2 separate regions of the Homo sapiens genome follow, and region 1 is linked to region 2. A link is a contact called in ENCODE Hi-C data. All regions are on one chromosome and are shown on one strand. Each heading gives the region's core, a stretch centred on a gene start or an enhancer-like site at or near the end of the contact. The rest is flanking DNA. Distances are from core to core; before and after follow the strand shown. Region 1 holds the start of MRPL30 (mitochondrial ribosomal protein L30). Region 2 holds the start of ZNF2 (zinc finger protein 2).

The links. A loop is a pair of places that touch in the nucleus more often than their neighbours do. Pooled maps may share reads with other maps.
Region 1: a loop to region 2 is called in a pooled map, with 7 times the contacts of the local background. The contact joins the promoter of MRPL30 here to the promoter of ZNF2 in region 2. A Hi-C loop is called at or near these places in 4 of 50 pooled maps.

The regions. Positions count from the first base shown.
Region 1 is chr2:99,179,804-99,182,503 of GRCh38, reverse strand. It overlaps MRPL30 (mitochondrial ribosomal protein L30), which reads right to left and starts at 1,320. Exons shown (of 6, transcript NM_145212.4): 1 at 1,255-1,320. It overlaps MITD1 (microtubule interacting and trafficking domain containing 1), which reads left to right and starts at 1,446. Exons shown (of 7, transcript NM_138798.3): 1 at 1,446-1,673. The coding sequence starts at 1,523. RefSeq lists a silencer at 939-1,111 and enhancers at 1,329-1,378, 1,399-1,628, 1,639-1,778.
Region 2 is chr2:95,164,383-95,167,082 of GRCh38, reverse strand. It overlaps ZNF2 (zinc finger protein 2), which reads right to left and starts at 1,274. Exons shown (of 5, transcript NM_021088.4): 1 at 1,223-1,274. RefSeq lists enhancers at 1,158-1,587, 1,015-1,649, 1,650-2,286.

The DNA.
Region 1 (2,700 bases), core at 71-2,570, 4.0 Mb before region 2:
GGTTCACTGCAAGCTCCGCCTCCCGGGTTCACGCCATTCTCCTGCCTCGGCCTCCCCAGTAGCTGGGACTACAGGCGCCCGCCCGGACGCCCGGCTAATTTTTTGTATTTTTAGTAGAGACGGGGTTTCACCGTGTTAGCCAGGATGGTCTCGATCTCCTGACCTCGTGATCCTCCCGCCTCGGCCTCCGAAAGTGCTGAGATTACAGGCGTGAGCCACCACGCCCGGCAAGGAATACGTTTTAATAAAGTAAAAGTTACTGTTAATAATTAGGCACGTAACTCCTGGACCCTGAAACAATTACGCTGTCTTCTGTAAAACAGGAAAATATCAGGCATCACAGGAGAAGTATGATCCCATTTCTATTTTTTTAAATGTCTGTGAACGTGTGTAATCACAGAAAAACTCTGGAAGGTTGTCAGAAAAACGTTAACATACCCCTGGGGGTATGAAAAAAGGCGTTTTTCCTCCCCCTTCTCCCCCCCAGCGACCGATAGTTCTTTTGTCTTTTTACAATGAGCATGCATGCAACAGGAATGTTAAAAATCGATTTCTTTTTCTAAACCGACAATGTATACAATTATTAAAGGGGGAAAAACACTTCTGAAATGCAAAACATGGAATCACTCTTGCAGAGATACCAGAGATCTCTGAAAGCTGGAAGCGTGTCTCTTCTCTGAACTCCTAGTGCCTAACAAGCAGTAGGCAGCCCTCATTACTGCCTCTTGGCAAAAAGGGCAGAACAAACAGCTTTTGGTAGGTCTCGATCAAAATGGTAACAAATCACAGTTTTAATAAAATGGCAAATATTCTAACTGCCAACTCTTGGATGTTTGCATTATAAAATGAAGCAATACAAAGATAAAGGCAATTTTCTGTCTTCATTAAAAAAAAAAAAAAGCAACCTTAATACCCAGTGGCAACCCTAAGTTATGAATAAAGCAGCAGCACAGAAAATGCTGCTTGGGTTCCCTTTCCCAAGCTGTCCAGCCTCGGCGGCTCCGTTCTTGAGCTCCAAGAGTCTGGGCACAAAAAGCCGCGTGGCCCTGGATCCTGCAAATTGGGAAACGGGGGGATCCTGCAGGCCAATGGCCTTACGGGAGCCAATGTGACGGGATCAGGGGCAGACCCATTTAGGTTGCCGTAACCGGCCAATTCAGTACGCAATAGGGAAAATCAATTAGGATCTGCAGAGGGTTCCCGGATACACCTTGCGAAGAATGCCGCACTCTCCGCCACTCATTCCCCACTCACCGGCACCCGCTAAACCTTCAGCCTGAAATTTTCCTCCGAAGGGAAGCAGAGCAGAGGAAGAACTACCAAGTGCTACACTCAAAGCCTGCCGTCGCAGTGAGCGCGACCTCCAAACTGAGGCATTTTTGTTCCGGCGAAATCCCTCCCACTCAGGAAAGTCCCTAGAAAGAGAGCGCAGGCGCCTGGGTATCACATGACCACTTCCCGGAAGCGCAGCAGACCCGCTCAACTTCATCCTGGGTTGAGGCGGAGGAGAACTTCCAGAATTATGGCGAAGTCCGGGCTGAGGCAGGACCCGCAGAGCACAGCTGCAGCCACTGTGCTAAAGCGGGCAGTAGAACTAGATTCGGAGTCGCGGTATCCGCAGGCTCTGGTGTGTTACCAAGAGGGGATTGATCTGCTCCTGCAGGTTCTGAAAGGTGAGCAATGAGCCAAGGCGGGGAGGACCTGAGGAAAAGGAGCTGGTTCCTGCTGTGTCTGGGGTGAAGTGAAAGAGTTAAAAATGATTTTTCCACACCACGAAGAAGCAGTTAAATACAGAAGGTGGGATATTCTATAGGACAACTGGGCCGCTTTCTTTTAGATCTTTAATAGATTGATGTTACCTAGAAAAGGTGGGGAGGCTACTAGTCTAGATTTTAAAAGACTTAAGAGATATAAGATATAACGCAATGTAATATATAAGCTTTGATAGGACCTGGGTTTGTACGAACTTTAAAAGACATTTTTGGATCTATTAGAAAAGTTTGAATATAGATTGGGGGGCATTAAAATTATTTTCTTAGGCAATATGATTTTTTTTCCAAAACTTTCCTTAATTTTTAGAGATGCAGACCAAAGTGTTTTAGAAAGAGATGCTATGATGTCTTTAGTTAATTTTCCTTAAGCAAAAATTTCTTAAAAATCGAAGCTCTATTTGAGCAAAAATGCTAATTTTAAAAATTTCGGTGATGGGTAATAAGGGTGTTTATTATACGATTATTTTTAATTTTCTGTTTAAACATTTGCATTTAAAGCAAGCCAAAGTAAAATTATGTAGCGGTAGAAGAAGAAAAGTTTTTCTTAAACGGATGAGGTTCGGTGTGAGAAATGCGCAGGGTTGTGGAGGAGACAAGTGAGACTTTTCGTATTATTCAATGTTGAGAAATACCCAAATATTCCTTAACACCCAGCACAACCCTGGCTCACAGTAGACACTCAATATTTATGTATTAAATTGATAAGATCAGCTCCTGCTCCCCAACCCCCGACACTCCCGGTCTGGACTAAGCTCCCTCTGTTCTTTCTAGTTTAAGCTTCTTATAATTAAAGTGTTACAGAAGCTTTGGGGCAGCAGAGGGGAGCCCTTTATGGTTTGGTGCTTTGGTCAGAACTACAAACTCTACCGGCCGGGCGCGGTGGCTCACTCCTGTAATCCCAGCACTTTTTTGGGAGGCCGAGGCAGGT
Region 2 (2,700 bases), core at 25-2,524:
ACTTTTGCCCTGGAAACATGGATGCTGCCCATAGCTCAGTCTTTGTACTTTCTTCGTTTTTGCCATCCCTCAGAAAGTCCATCCACATTCAGGGCTCCATTTTCAAACTCTACAGATGTCCATGTCCTGTAATTGTATTGTAATTTTACAATACAACTGTATTGCATTCTTCCAGACTCATCCTGCATTTCCAAATGACTGCAAACCTTAAATCAGGCGTTCCACCATCACCTCAAAACTATCTTCCTTTAGGCAATTCCACACATCAACGCCTCTTCCTGGCTTTACATTTGTATCAGATGTTTTATTGTTCTCCCAGGTGTCCCAAATTCAAACTCTTACCTCACTCTCTTTCCTCCCAAATCTAGTCACCAGGCCCTTTTGACTCTTCTTTTGCAGTGTCATCTGTATCCTTCCCTTTCACTACCACCACCATAATTCAAGTCCACAACATCTTACTCCAAAACTACCATACATTCCTAAGTAGCTCTCTGCTACTGGTCCTTTCCCCTCTCTAGTCCTGAATGTGACCTCTAGAATAACTGTCTCCAAATAGTTTCATTCGTGTCAGTCCCTGGATCACACCTATATAAGCCACCTTGCCTACTGAGTCTTGTCCTGATTCTCTGAGTCCCGGGCCCTGGCTCCCAGCGTACCTTTTCTTCAACCTTGTCTACCACTGTTCCTGCATTTCTGTAAAAACTATCTCCAGCTCAAATCTGCCTAACGCTTAGCTGCTTCTTTCGTGGTTTTTGTTTTGTTGTTGTTGTTTTTCTTTCACGTCAAATCCCACCTCCTCCATGAAGCCCTCCAGCACTCGTGCGGAGGCCCAGGGCAGGGAGCTAAATGAGGCAATCTGAGGCGCTGTCTGGCAAAGACGGAGCGGCAGCATCCTAGATTTGGTGTCAATTCCACCCACGTTCATTAAGCACCCATTATGGGAAGAAGAAACGGGAGAGGCGGAGGAAGACTCCAAACCTCCAACCTTAAAGTCCGGGACCGACATACAATGGGTGCCCAGACCCCACGGGACACACGCACACACGGGGGTGGATGCACAACTTTCCGTCCGCACCGAGACGTCGCGACACACGCTCTGCAGGCTGGCCTCGCCCGTGTCACCCCGTTTTGCTCCCACAGCACCTCCCCAAAGTTCTCATGTCCCCTCTCTCGGCTGCTGCGCTCACTCCGCTCCTTGAAGACACACACCCACAACCCTCACCTCCGGCACAGAGTGCTCGGGACCCGGGAAGACGGCGCCTCTTCAGGTCGGGAAACCAACGCGCCTGCGCACAGGGTCCTGGCGACTGCGCTCCCAATCAATGCGGGGCCTTCGCAAGGACTTCATCTCCCAGAAGTCTCGGCGTCCGGTGCGCTTTAATATGACGTCCGAAAATGTGTGCAAACGCCGGCTTCCCGTGGCTGAACAGGATCCAAAATGGCAGCGCTGTCGCCTTAGCTGGGAGAGCGAGCCGTTGTGGCTGTTTGGGAGACTTATGGTCACCCTGAAGTACTGCCTGCCTCTAGTGTCGCGTCCCTCCAGTATCCGATGGGAGCGCCGTCCGCAGGGAATGTGTCTCTCTGATCATGGTGCCTCGTGTCCAGCTCTGGGGAAGACCGAGACGAAATCGAGTCAGCTGGCGTTGGGAGAGGGCTTATTTCCGCTTCCGCTTGCCCACTTTCAGGAATTTGATTCTGAGAGCAGGGCTGCGGTTCCAGGCAGGGTTTGTACACATATTTGCGTTGGAAGGAGAGAGGAGCCTAGGACACATATGTATTAACTGTGCAGCTGGTCCGACTCCCGACAGCTTCAGCGCACACCAGCCAGCCTTGGAGTTGCTGGAACGGCCCTGGCTGCAAGCTGGAATCACCCGGAGAGCTTTCGACATTGATGCCTGAGGCCCAGCTGTGGAGCGACAGTTTGAAAAGAGCTGCAGGTGACTCTAATGTGCAGCTAAAGCTAGGAACCACTGAGCTACATCTCAGGGAAGACTGAAAATTACAAAGAATATGATAAAATCTTACTTCAGGAACAAAGCTACGTTTTTCCAGGTTAATTTATTAGTGGTTTGGGTTTTTTTTAAGTTTTTGTGGGTACACAGTAGGTGTGAACATTTATGGGCCACCTGAGATATTTTGACACAGGCATGCAATAAGTAATAATCTCATCAGGACAAATGGGATATCCATCACCTCAAGCATTTGTCCTTTGTGTTACAAACGATCCAGTTATATTCTTTTAGTTACTTTAAAATATACAATATTATTGGCTGTAATTACTCTGATGTGCTATCAAATACTAGTTATACTATTTCTTATTCTATTTTTTGTACCCATTAACTATCCCCACTTCCCCACCCCGCCAACCCTTCCCAGTCTGTTAACCATCCTTCTACTCTCCATCTCCATAAGACTACACTTTCATTCAAAAAATCCAAATTGCTCACCATAAGCAAGGCACAGTTACAAATATGAGTAAGTTACTGCCCCAAATGAACTCTTGGTCCAATGGAAAAAATCAGAATGTAAAATCACAATAGAGGCAGTATGTTCTATAATTATGTCACATTCAACATACTATGAGAGTACAATGGAGGAAGCTATTAACTATGGCCGGGAAAGGTGGGAAAGGATTCCTTTCACTGGTATACTTAAATACTTAAGAAAAAAAAAGTGTGATCTAAACAGTGAATAGTACAT